2 separate regions of the Homo sapiens genome follow, and region 1 is linked to region 2. A link is an interaction called in ENCODE POLR2A ChIA-PET data of the cell type or tissue named here. Cell type or tissue: A673. All regions are shown on one strand. Each heading gives the region's core, and the rest is flanking DNA. Links, peaks and the distances in the headings are about the cores only.

Region 1 (7,084 bases), core at 1,158-6,157, 1.3 Mb before region 2:
GGCTGAAGCACAAGAATCACTCAAACCCAGGAGGTGGAGGTTGCAGTGAGCAACCACTGCACTCCAGACTGGGTGACAGAGCGAGACTCCGTCTCAAAAAAAATTAAAAAGTACAGGCCTTTCATTCTCTAGGATGACCCTCAATCTGGGCCCAGCTGATGTTCCTAATAATCAGATTCAGGCCACATATTCTTAAAAAGAATATACAGAAATGATGCTGTGCATACTATACCTATCCTTCCCATCCCTAGGGATGTTAACCCTCATCACTTGGTCAACCTGGTGTCTGCCAGGTTTCTTCACTGTAAAGTAACTATGTTTTCCTTTGTATTTGATGTATACATTATGGGGGATTATTTTGATAATTCACCAATATCCTGTTCCTCATCAAATCTCTACCAACCAGCCTTAGTATTCATTGACTACTCTTGCCATTATCAAATACCACAAAGATAGTGATTATCTAATTCCATCATTCCTTCTACATTTGTAGTTGGCATTTTAACAGAGAGCTTAACCTGTCCCCCCAAATTCATTTATTCATTTATATTTTTATCAGTATCATGGATTCTTATTTTATTCTACAAATTATAATTTCCTACTCTATTTATTTTGTTGCTCAAATTATGTGAGATTTAGCTAATGTGAGCCCCTTCAAAGCAATTCCTGTGTCTTTTGACACATCCTCATCATTCTGAGTACTTCCTTACTTTCTGGCACAACTGAATTCTGTAGGCTTATTTTATACTTTCCCTCTCTGGCCCTAGATTAGCATTTCTCCAAGGGGCCTTGGTTCCTCTTAGTCAATGATAGTATTTAGAAACCAAAAGCTGGGCACTACGTGTGCTCACTGTTACTGAGGCGTCACTGCAATTAAGTGCTCTCAGCAGAGAGAGCTAAGGAATATATAAACATATAAACATACACATACATATATACCTAAATCTCTTTTCTTTTTTGAGACAGAGTCTCAATCTATGTGATCATGGCTCACTGCAGCCTCTGCCTCCTGGACTCAAGCAATCCTCTAGCTTCAGCCTCCCAAGTAGCTGGGACTACAGGCACCTGCCATCATGCCCAGCTAATTTTTTGTTGTTGTTAAGATGGGACCTCACTATATTGCCTAGACTGGTTTCAAACTCCTGGCCTCAAGCAATGCGCCCACCTCAGCCTCTCAAAGTGCTAGGATTATAGGTGGGAGGCACCACACCTCGCCCAGCAACTTTTAAAGGTCTGAACAAAAAATATTTGCCACCTATTGTCTCTAAGGGAGGCCACTGCATCTATGCAATAAGAATCTTGGTCTCCACAACCCTTTATCTTAACCCAGACACTCCTTTATACTGACTCCAGGTTTTTAGAAAATAACTCTTCCAACAAATTGCCAATTAGAAAATCTTTGAATCCACCTATCAGTTGTAAGCCCTCCATCTTTCCCGTCTTTCCAGACTGAACTGATGTAGACCTCACACGTACTGATTGATGTCATATGTCTTCCTAAAATGTATACAATGAAGCTATAACTCAACCACCTTGGGCACATGTTCTCAGGACCTCTTGAGACTGTGTCTTGGTCCATGGCTGCTCATATTTGGCTCAGAATAAATCTCTTTAAATATTTTACAGAGTTTGACTCTTTTTGTCAAGAAGTATCTATAATCCTTTTCAATATGCTACCATATAGAAATATCTGTGACCAGGCACAGTGGCTCACACATGAAATCCCAAAACTTTGAGAGGTCAAGGCAGGACGACTGCTTGAGGCCAGGAGTGCCAGACTAGCCTGGGCAACGTAATGAGACCTTATCTCTACAAAAAACTTAAAAATAAAAATTAGTTAAGTCAGGGGCAGTGGCTCATGCCTGTAATCCCAGCACTTTGCAAGGCCGAGGCGGGTGGATCACCTGAGGTCAGGAGTTCGAGACCAGCCTGACCAACATGGTGAAACCCCATCTCTACTAAAAATACAAAATTAGCCAGGCATGGTGGCCCATGCTTGTAATCCCAGCTACTTGGGAGGCTGAGGCAGGAGAATTGCTTGAATCCGGGAGGCGGAGGTTGCAGTGAGCTGAGATCATGCCATTGCACTCCAGCCTGGGCAACAAGAGGGAAACTGTCGCAAAAGAATAATAATAATTAGTTGGGCATAGTGGTATGCACCAGTGGTCCCAGCTACTCAGCGAGGGTGAGGTGGGAGGATCGCTTGAGCACAGGAGGTCAAGCCTGCAGTGAGCTGTGATCACGCCAAGCCTGGGCGAAAGAGCAAGACCCCATCTCAAAAAAAAAAAAAAAAAAGCCACAAGGCCACACTGGTACTAAAAGGCACAAAAGAAAAAATAATTGAAATTCAAATATGAGCATGTATATAATTAAGATGGTGTATTAGTTTTATAATACACCATCACTTATTAGGTTAAGTTCCCAAGAAAAGCCAGCTAGCTACTTCCAAACTATATTCAGCACAGGGTGGAAAATCATTTAAGATATACTTCAATCTTATAACAATCCTTTGTCAGTCACCATACTATACTCAAATGAGTGTTTTTAAATTTAGTCCTTTCATTTTTTTCTTTTTTTTCTCTGAGATGGAGTCTCGCTCTCTCACCCAAGCTGGAGTGCAGTGGCATGATCTCAGCTCACTGCAAGCTCCGCCTCCTGGGTTCAAGCGATTATCCTGCTTCAGCCTCCTGAGTAGCTGAGACTACAGGCACATGCCACCACGCCCAGCTAATTTTTGTATTTTTACTAGAGACCGGGTTTCACCATATTGGCCAGGCTGGTCTTGAACTCCCAAACTTGTGATCCGCCTGCCTCAGCCTCCCAAAGCACTGGGATTACAAGTGTGAGCCACCGCGCCCAGTAGTCCTTTCATTTCTAATACAGTTTTCTTACTTTTTTTTTTTTTTTTTTTTTTTGAGACAGAGTCTAGCTCTGTCGCCCAGGCTGGGGTACAGTGGTCTCGGCTCACTGCAACTTCCACCTCCCAGTTCAAGCAATTCTCCTGCCTCAGCCTCCCAAGTAGCTGGGATTACAGGTGCATGCCACCACGCCCAGCTAATTTTTGTATTTTTAGTAGAGACAGCGTTTCACTGTGTTGGCCAGGCTGGTCTCAAACTCCTGACCTCGTGATCTGCCAGCCTCGGCCTCCGAAAGTGCTGGGATTAGAAGCATGAGCCACCACGCCTGGCCTCTTACTTTTTATTTTATATTTTTATTATTTTATTTTATTTGAGACAGAGTCTCATTGCCAGGCTGTTCTCAAACTCCTGACCTAAAGAGATCCTCCCACCTCGGCCCCACAAAGCGCCGGGATTACAAGCATGAGCCACCACGCCCAGCTTTAGTTTTCTTTATACTAGCTCATCCACTCCAACCTGGTATATTTACAGACTCCCAAGGTTAAAGTGTGCATTAAAGGTCATCTAACTGAATTACTAATCCAAGACATTCTTTACTCCAATTCTGGTCTGTGAACCAACAACATGGGCATGATCTATTTGGAAGCTCATTAGAAATGTAGAATCTCAGGCTCCACCCTCAGATCCACTGAATCAGAAACCATTTTTAAAAGATCCCCAGGTGATTCATGTGCACATTAGAGTTTGAAAAGCATTATTATATAACATATTCAAGACGTAGTCACTGGACCGCCTGACTGCCACCATCATGAGTCGCATGTGCACTCCTGGGAAGGGCCTGTCTCAATCGGCTCTGCCCTGTCACTGCAAGGTTCCCACTTGGCTGAAGCTGACATCTGATGACATGAAGGAGCAGACTTACAAACTGACCAAGAAGGGTCTGCCTCCCTCACAAATCAGTGTGATCCTGAGGCTCATATGGTGTTGCACAAGTATATTTTTGTGACAGGCAATACAATCTTAAGAATCCTTAAGTCCAAAAGACTTGCGCCTGATCTCCCTGAGGATCTCTACTGTTTAATTAAGCAAGCAGTTGCTATTCGAAAGCATGCTGAGAGGAACAGAAAGGATAAGGATGCCAAATTCCATCTGATTCTGATAGATGAATTCACCGACTGGCTCAATATTATTAATACAAGACCAAGCAAATCCTCCCACCCAACTGGAAACATGAGTCATCCACAGCCTCTGCCCTGGTTGCATAAGTTTGTCTACGTACTCAAGTAATAAAATGATTGTTTATCGAAAAAAAAGGAGTCACTGAGGAAGCAACATCATGTATTTTAAGCTAGAGTGTATCTGTGATACAGAAACTAGTACCTATAAACTACTGTACCAATTTAGATAGCCCAGGCCAGCATTACTCCTTCCAATCAAATTTGATCATTCATCTTCAAGACCTATCTCAGGACCCTTTTTTTTTTTTTCTTCATGAAATCTCCCTGAAGAATCTAGCCTAAATTAAGCTTATCCCTGCTACTAGTTGCAGCCCTACTATACATTTGGGCACTTGATTATTTCAACTTAGCATTATATATTTATCATCTTTAAAGTGTCATGTCCAAGTCTTGAAATTCTAGCAAGATTTTAAGCTCCTGAATTACAAAAACGTACCCTATTTTTTAAAATTCCATGATAACAAGGAAAAACAACAAACAAAATTTCTGGAAATTTGTTCACAAATTATTAATATAAATTATTAGGGGCAAGAAAGGAGGGCTCATGGTGAATTAAGTTTGGGAAACGATGAGGTCCAAGGCTTTTTGCTGCAAAACTTCTAAGAGTATTATGATAACATGCAAAATAAATCTCTAAGGATGAAATAAAGTATGTAACATTTCACAAACTTATTTGATCAAGCTCTCTTTTTTCATGGAATATCTGCAGGTACTAGTTTCCCAAACATACTCTGGAAATAAGTACTATGTACCATTGAACTGAAGACAAAAAAAAAAGTAGTAAAATATTTGAATTTTTAAAATAATCCAAGTATATAGTTACTTGAATATCAATTTAAGTGAGTTTTGCACATTTATTTATTGGCCATTTGCATATTCTACTGGCTTTCAATTCCATTCAGAAGTATTTCTCAAACTGTTGTTTACATACTACCTGAATCAAAAATCACCTGCATTACTCATTAAAAATTACAACCTGCTGGACTGGAATCTCTGGAGGTGAAACGTTTTTAACAAGGGCTTCCAAATGATTCTTAGTACACAAAAGTCTGAGGACCTCTGGCATATAACATACTTCAAGTATAATACAAAGCACATCATCCTAACTGCTACAATGTACTGGTATATTTACTTTTTTTGTCACGGGAGGGTTTCAATCTTGATTTGGCTCTATGACAGAGACCTCAGAATAAAGAGGATTACCAAAGACTCCTTCCCTCCAAAGAAATCTAGGGATTTAAGTAAAGTAAGCAACCACGATGTAAACAGGTACAAAATAATTACTTCAGCACCATTTAATTAACTTCAAGCTTTGGGAAAGCTTCTACCTACAAACCTGATGCTAACAATTCACCCTTAATAGGATGATCATAACCCTCAACCTTAACTTTTTCATCTTCCCTCAAAGCATTTTACTAGCTAATGATAACCTAACCCTTTGAGAGAAGGCGTTACCAGTTTCATGACAAAGATATTTAAAAGATTATGCAATCTACCCACAGCCATTTAGCAATCTGTGTCACAGTGATTATAATCCATGAGTAGGAAAAGTACCTCAGGCATAAGGGAAATAATTTCAGTTAACTAACATTTACTGATGACCTACTATGTACATAAGACGTGGAAGGCAGTGGTAAAAAAGATGGATAAGAACTACTTGAGGCCAAGCACAGTGGCTCACACCTGTAATCCCAACATTTTGGGAGACCCAGGCGGTAGGATCCTTGTGGCCAGGAGTTTGAAACCAGTCTGAGTAACACAGCAAGACCTGTCTCTTTAAATAAATAAATAAATAAATAACCTATTTGATGTAGACTTTAAAGGATGTTTTTGGCCGGGCATGGTGGCTCATGCCTGTAATCTCAACACTGAGAGGTTGAGGTGGGCAGATTGTTTGAGCTCAGGAGTTCGAGCCCAGCCTGGGCAAAATGGCAAGACCGTGTCTCTACAAAAATATAGAAAAATTAGCCAGGTGTGCTGGTCCATGCCTGCAGTCCCAGCTACTTGGGAGGCTGAAGTGGGAGAATCACCTGAGCCCCAGCAGTTGAGGTTGCAGTGAGCCATAATCACGTCACTGCACTCCAGTCTGGGCAACAGAGCAAGACTGTGTCTCAAAAATAAATAAATAAATAAATAAATAAATAAATGTTGTTTTCAAGTCTTCTATAGAAGTGGGAATATGTATTCTAACAACTTAATAATGGGGCACATAAAATACCAGAACACAATCCAAGGATGAGATAACTTCCAAGAGAAGTATAATAATAATAATGTAAAATCCTACAGAAATTAAATAATGAAAAGATATAGTCATCCCCACTTAAGCAACTTTTTTAATTCTAACCTCTTTGAATAGATAACTTTTTTCAATTTGTAAAAACCATTCTCTCCTTGACTTTTACAGTCCCTTAAACCATACTCATCAGCTACCATAAATAGTGACTATTATTCTGTCATAAATCTTAAAAAGTGAGGCAAAAGAACTTGAGAATAACTAGAAATGAATAGATGCTGCTCTGGTTTTCAAGGAAGGCTTCATGCCCAGATCTAAATTTGTCAGAAATCTAAAAGCTGGATTTTAATCTAAAAACAAAAAGAATGAAGCCAAGTATAGCATTTAAAAATGAGAGATGCATGGAACTAAGTTAATTAGCAGACCACTAGATTAAATCAAAACTTGATGACGGCCTCATTTAGAATTGGGAAAATCAGAAAGAAGAAATTTAGTCCAGAAAACAAAATAACTAGATTAGCGATATCAGTGCTGTATTCAAAATAAATACAGTAAGGGCAGGTATAAAAAGTGCCGGTTGTTGTTGGTGGTGGTGGTGGTGGTGGTAGTGGTGATGGTGGTGTGGGGAGCCAGGGAACAGGTGATGACGGGAGAAGTATAATGCTGAATTAAAATTGGAAAGTTAGTTTGGAATTATAGCCAGAAATCTAAGGAGAGGTCTATCAGGCTATGGGAAACACACCTCTGAGTTGAAG
Region 2 (6,858 bases), core at 1,859-6,858:
TGAGGCGGTCTCAGGGACTGCGGACCTGTCACTTCACAACTACCTTGACTCAGCCCAGCCCTGACCCTTCTCCTGTCTCTCCTTACCCCTCTGCCACCAAATGACGCCTTGCTTAAACTCAGGACTGTCACAGGATCATTATTATTATTATTATTATTATTATTATTATTATTATTATTATTATTTTTTTTTTTGAGACAGAGTTTTTCTCTGTGGTCCAGGCTGGAGTGCAGTGGCGCCATCTTGGTTCACTGCAAACTCCCCCTCCCAGGTTCAAGTGATTCTCTGCCTGAGCCTCCCAAATAGCTGGGATTACAGGCACACACCACCACGCCCAGCTAATTTTTTGTAATTTTAGTAGAGACGGGGTTTTGCCATGTTGCCCAGGCTGGTCTCAAACTCCTGAGCTCAGGCAATCTGCTTGCCTCGGCCTCCCAAAGTGCTGGCATTACAGGTGTGAGCCACTGCACTCGGCCTGTCACAGAATGGTATTTATTAACCAAATGGCTCCAGTAGCTCCCTCTGTCCCGTAAGTTCTTGCCAGACCTCCCACTCCCAGCTCTGATGACACTGGGACAATCAGGCATGGCTTCCAGAGCTAAAGGGCACCAATGCCCACCTCTCCCAGCCCTCCCATCTCTCTTTGGAGCTAAGTCTTGAAGATTCAGTCCGAGTTCCATCTCCTACCAGGATTCCTCCAGATAAGCTAATTTTCAAAATTCAGTGGCCAGATGAAATTGCTTATACCTCTTGCTTCTTGCTAATTTCTAGACTCTCAAAAAGAAAAAAAAATCTTGGGTCTTGACTTCCCCACTGAGATGAACACATTTCTGAATTGGTCCAACTAAGAACCAGGTTTGCTTCTTTCTGAACTGACAGCCTGAGAGCTGAAGAACCAGGCAAATGTGTGAGGAGCCAACCAAAATGTGCAGCTACTTTGCTCCAATAAGTTTTATTTCTGGGAATCCATTTTAAGGAAAAAATACAAAATATGGACAGAAAAAAGCCAAAACATAAAGATGTTTACAGAAGCTCTATTTGTAGCTAAAATAAAAAAATAGAAACAAATATCCAACAAGAAAGTGCCACGAAGCCATTTAAAAAAAAAATTCCAGCCAGGCACAGTGGCTCACGCCTGTAATCCTAGCACTTTGGGAGGCCGAGGCAGGTGGATCATGAGGTCAGGAGATCGAGACCATCCTGGCTAACACGGTGAAACCCCGTCTCTACTAAAAATACAAAAAAAAATTAGCCGGGCATGGTGGCGGGCGCCTGTAGTCCCAGCTACTCGGGAGGCTGAGGCAGAATGGCGTAAACCCAGGAGGTGGAGCTTGCAGTGAGCTGAGATTGTGCCACTGCACTCCAGCCTGGGCGACAGAGCGAGACTCTGTCTCACGGAAAAAAAAAAAAAAATTCCACTACTAAAGAACTCATCCATGTAACCAAACCACCTGTACCCCAAAAACTATTGAAATAAAAATAATTCTACATCAACACTGAAAAATACTAAGAAAAAGTACAAGTTAAATGTATAGTTACAACTTTGTGAAAAAAGAAAGACGTGCCCATGAGGAAAAAACCTGTTAGTTTAGTAGGGTTGTCCCCTTTTCCTCAAACGTTCCCCTTATAATTTCTTTCAATACTTCCAGTGAAGTGGTACAGTCCTAAACCTCCCTGAAACCTAATGTAAGAGAGAAACCTTGAGTAACCCTTCCTCTTTTTTTTATTTTTTATTTTGAGACAGAGTCTCACTCTGTCACCCAGGCTGCAGTGCAGTGGCACAATCTTAGCTCACTGCAATCTCCACCTCCCGGTTTCAAGCAATTCTCCTGCCTCAGCCTCCAGAGTAGCTGGGATTACAGGTGCCCACCACCATGCCTGGACAATTTTTGTATTTTTAGTAGAGAGAGGGTTTCACCATGTTGGCCAGGCTGGTCTCGAACTCCTGACCTCAAGTGATCCACCTCCCTCGGCCTCCCAGTGTGCTGGCATTACAGGCGTGAGCCACCATGCCCAGCCAAGTAACCCTTCTTTAAGAGAAGCAAGCACTGGCTAGACCTGCTAGGCACTTAGAAGATGAAACTGAAACACAGATGCTTGAGGTCTTAGAGTTGAGATGTGGTATGAATCATCCCAGTTCTTGCATTTATTCAGATGGTCACATTTATTTATTTATTTATTTGATACAGTCTCGCTCTGTATCCAGCCCACACTGGAGTGCAGTGGCGCAATGAGAGCTCGCTGCAACCTCCACCTCCCAGGTTCAAGCAATTCTCCTACCTCAACTTCCCAAGTAGCTGGGATTACAAGCGTGCACCACCACACCCGGCTAATCTTTGTATTTTTAGTAGAGATGCGGTTTCAGCATGTTGGCCAGGCTGATCTTGAACCCCCAACCTCAGGTGATCCATCCACCTCAGCCTCCCAAAGTGCTGGGAATACAGGCATGAGCCACTGCGCCCAGCCAGATGGTCACTTTAGATAGGTGGGGACAGAGAACTAGTGATTATTGAGTCATGCAGACAAAGGGAACACTGGGTGAAGGGCTCTGCAGACCATGAGGCACTGTCCACTTGCAAGACAGCTCTGGGGAGGGCCATACAGTGAGAGGAACTCAGACTTGGGGTCTGAAGGGAAAACTGGGGGTATCCCTGAGTGGCTGTCACTGCACTCAAGGTGGCCCTTGCATTGTTGGCTGGAGCAGGGAAAGGGACCTCCCTCCCCTTATGCTGAGCTGACACTGGCTTCCCCCACACCATTCCACCTGCCTGTGGAACACCTGGAAAGACCCCGGCCCTTTGGGCTCGCCCTGTCCGTGTTTACAAACATTGGCCTACCAATTCCTGCTTTTTCTAGGACAAATGCCCCGATTTGTTCTGGGGCCCCTTGACATTCCCGACCATCTACCACTCTGGATGCTCGCTTGTTGCCAAAACCCTGTTTAGAGTTTGAGTACCTAGGTTCAAAAATCCTCCTCGCGCCGTGTCTGACCAAGGCATTGGCATAAGGCGCGCTCTTCTCCCTGCTCTGGTATGAAAACTTCTGTTGCTCAGCCCAGAGCTGAATTTGCTTTCCCAGCAACCCTGTCTCACCATAACTTATTTTTCAGCTTCCAGTCAACCAAACTCTTTCCTGCACCCAGGGGACAGCTCCCATTTACTAATTTGATGCTCACACAGGTGACGTTTTTTAGGGAGGCCCTACATCATCTGGGCCCGACGCTAGCACCTCCCCGCTTAGGTACTTGAGCCCCCTGGAGGAGGCTGTGAACAGTCATGGCAGGGAAAGGAGACGCAAGACAAAACGACATTATTACGGTGCTTTTCCATTTTTCTTTTTGCACAAAAACAGTCCATTTATTCAAGTGTTCTCCAGCACAAGTACATTAGAAAGGAGCTTTATTATATTCTTCTGGGCACAAAAAAAAATGTGATGAAGGCGGAACTGACAGACTTTCTACATCTGTTGTACGCATTGACCTCTTTAATTATTTCATAAACAGCTATGTCACGAGCATCACTTACACAGAGATACAACAGGACACCAGGCGGGTGGGGCAGGGACCCCTCGGGCCCCCACTCGCCCTTCCCTGAATGTCCTAGAACCAGACTGTGAAATGTACATTATTATTGTCAATAAATAGAGAAGCAACCCTAAAAAAAAAAAAAAAAAAAAAAAAAAAAAAAAAAAAAAAAAAAAAAAAAAAATACAGTGGTGAAAGGATGCTGGAACCAGGAAAAAAAAATAATAATAATAAAGGAGAAAAGAGGAACTTAAGAGAAAGGAAAGAGGGCTGGGGAGGGAAGAGTCTGGGAAGTCCTGCATTTAGCTGCGTGGAATGTGGAGTAAAAGTGCTCTGCCACCGGGGTCAAAGCGAAATCGTCTGTAACAGTAAAAGTTATTACCAAATCAGCTACGGAGTTTATTCTTCAGTATGAATACATGATTTCCCACAAATAAGTAAGCACCCGCTACTTCAATGCCTCAGCTAAAACACATGAAATCGCTCATTTAGTTTTCAAGTACAAAGTTAAAATGCCTTTTTAATAATAATATATCAGAGTAAAATAATAGTCTCTTTTAAACTCCACTACAAGAAAACAAAACAAACAGTCATTGTCCAGACAGCAGACTTAATTTAACAATATATATTTTTAATAAAATGTTTTAGCACCTTGGTGAGTCACCTCCTCCCTCTGCGTATTCTAAGGAATTTCAGCATTTTTGTTGTCTGTTGAATTCTAGGGCTGTGCAACCAAATCGGTCTGTGAAGTGAAATGGGACTAGGGGATGCTTTAGACCGCTGCTCATGTTCTCAGGCACAGGGTTGGAGGCCGCTAGGCTGGGGCTGAGGGAGCCGCCCTCCTCACCCCCCAGTGGAGCTGAGCCAGGGAGCTTTCCAGTTACGGGAGTTTCGGGAGTCCCAGGCCCTCTGGTGGGGGAAGTGAGTAAGTCACCACCAGCAAAGGGATCTTGTGTCCTTGTCCTCCCTGCTCCTTGCTTGTTTCTCCCTCCCCCAAAACTCTGCTGCCTCGGGTCAGAGACAGGTCACCCACCAAAGGCCCACCTTAGCTGGGTCTCGGAAACACAGAGGCAAGGTTCCCCAACTCGATCCTCAAAGACCCTGGCCTGCCTTTACCAAAACGTAAAGATTCCAGAGCTCACACTACAACAGCAGAGTCCATCCTCTCACCCCTTCCCTCTCCTCCCGGTCCTCCTGACCCCAGCACAGGGCCTGGTAAGGAGGCGGCTGACACTTTCCTTAATCCTGGCTCAGCAGGGCATGGCCAGAAGGGCCATCCCAGCTCCAGACCATTCCTCCACTACACCTTTTCCACCCCCGGGATTGGGAGCGGGGAGGTTTCAGCTGCTCCCTGGCAAACAGGCAGGACTCCCAGAGGACAACTCCAGGGTCGCTCTCTAGTCTCCAGCACTGAGAGCAGGCAGCGTGGAGAATACGCAATGACAAACTCAGATTACTCACCTCCCGGGACCAAAACAGGGGCCTGGCTAGAAACTCGGTTCCCACCAGAATGTTGGCTCTGCCGTGCTCCCGACCAAAGGAAGCAAGCAGCCCTCTTCAGGGCACAGTGCCAGGCAGCACCCCCTCCCTGCCCTGGCCCTAACCCACAGCTTGAGGGGGATCCTAAAAGCAACAGCTCTGAAAGACACTTGGGGCCACTGCAACTCCGCACCAAGCAGAGTAGCAACAGGAATTCAAAACTGCCTCCCAAATGTACTCTATTTATATAAGCAAAACTATGAAATGAATGACTGCAGTTTTCCTATAAGAACATCTCCCAGATGGCTCTGCTGAAATATTCCTTCTACTGCTGGAGAAGGTGGGTGTTCCCATCTAGGCTTCCCCAGAGTCGCCATGGCCTGGTGGCCAATTATCGGGAAGCAAGGGGAGCTGGGCCCTGTGAGACCCCTTTGGTGTCAGCCTTCCTTCCTGCTGGGGTGCCTGTCCCAATCCACACTCCTGCAATGCGCCAAAAATCACACAGGCATCTCTACCAGTCAATCACACCCAGGCCTGTTTCAAAAGCTAACAGGTCCCGGGTGCTCTCTTGGAAAGTTTGCTTTCCAATAGGATGTTCAATAGCAAGAAGTCTCTGGGGCCTAGAGACAAAAGGACAGCAACAGATTCATGTCATCATCTATGGACTGCAGACCCCTGCTAGTGCCCGCCTGCGGCCCCCCAGTCTGCCGGTGCACCAGCCTGTCGCTCCCGTGGGGCGGGGGGTTAGTACCAGCCGCCTGCTGGAAACTAGCTTCCTGCTTAGGCAGGAGGCCAAGGACTGTGTCCCCAGCACGAGCACCTGGCTACCTCCCCCAGGCAAGAGCCACGGATCTCTTTGGCATCATGCGCCACCTGGCACCTGCAGGGGAAGCTGTCATCAGCCCCCAGAACCCTTGTTTCTAAGGGGGAAATGGGCCTACTCTTCGGAAAGAAAATTCCACAGGGAATATGCCTGGCAATTTTCCCTAGGCCTTCTTGGTTCCCCCACTCCACTGCCTCTAACCTCTGCCTTATCTACAGCCTGCTGAAGTTCAGCACCCCTTGGAAGGTGACCCAATACCTGTCCCCAGAGGCCCCAGCGTTGAGGTGGATTAAGCATATCTCAGCTTGGCCAAGTTGGCACAATCCCAAAGCCCCACACTCTCCTAAATTCTACTGTGAGACCAAGCACACAGGCTGGGCCGGAAGAAAAGCTGGTGATTGTTAACTCTCGTCCCTGCAAGGGGGGGGGGGGGGGGGCCATGACCCCTGGGGCATCTGGTCCATTCTAGGGCCTGGTCAAGTGGCTAGATCTGGAGGAACAAGTGCTCTCAAGCTGTCAGCCATAAGGGCTCCTCTGTGCCCAGCACTCCCTCCTCGAGCAAGCCGGCCCACAGGAATCCCCCAGGCTTGCCATGCCCTTGGCTACCAAGTCTCTTCCCAAGTCCCAACACCAACCCTTTGGTTGGAGCACCAGGCCCAGTTCCGGTGGAGCTTGGGCCGCTGGGAAAGGCTAACTGTCACTAAGCAGTGGCTTGGGAGAGCCTGAGCCTTAGAAGACTCTGTCCTGACCCTGGGAGCCGGGAAGACCTTAGCATTGGCCAGCGGGGGAGGGAGCACCTTGGACTGCCTGAGGCAGCCCCTCCTCCCCCAGCCCTCCTGGAGTGGCGCTGGTGGACTCCAGGCCCGAAGGACAGAGCCCCGCGGGAGCAAGGAGGAGCTGGGTGAGCACCACAGTTAGCACAGGGACTCCACTGAGGGGGCAGAGGCTCCCTTCCTCGCTGCTCCAGCCCCACAGCAGCCCAGTCACCACCTGTCAAGAGGTGACAGGAAGCAACTGGGCATGATCTTAAACA

What was found. Peaks named below come from ENCODE experiments on the same cell type or tissue, not always from the same donor. Only the 100,000 strongest peaks of a DNase experiment are listed, where the experiment ranks them.
Region 1: POLR2A ChIA-PET joins it to region 2 with 20 read pairs; 1 of 35 experiments calls an interaction of 5 or more read pairs at or near these places.

What each region holds. Positions count from the first base shown.
Region 1 is chr2:23,897,027-23,904,110 of GRCh38, forward strand. All of the region lies in intron 1 of ATAD2B (ATPase family AAA domain containing 2B), which reads right to left. It also overlaps the pseudogene RPS13P4. Among named protein-coding and RNA genes, the nearest start is that of ATAD2B, 27 kb to the right of the region's middle. In A673, for the core only: no CTCF peak of the experiment used is centred there; a DNase peak (open chromatin) is centred at 4,075; H3K27ac peaks cover 786 bases.
Region 2 is chr2:25,224,546-25,231,403 of GRCh38, forward strand. DNMT3A (DNA methyltransferase 3 alpha) reads right to left here. Exons shown (of 23, transcript NM_022552.5): 23 at 3,329-6,858. Among named protein-coding and RNA genes, the nearest start is that of LINC01381, 24 kb to the left of the region's middle. RefSeq lists enhancers at 1,712-1,841, 1,892-1,971, 1,982-2,041, 4,958-5,688. In A673, for the core only: a CTCF peak has its summit at 4,430; a DNase peak (open chromatin) is centred at 4,406; H3K27ac peaks cover 811 bases.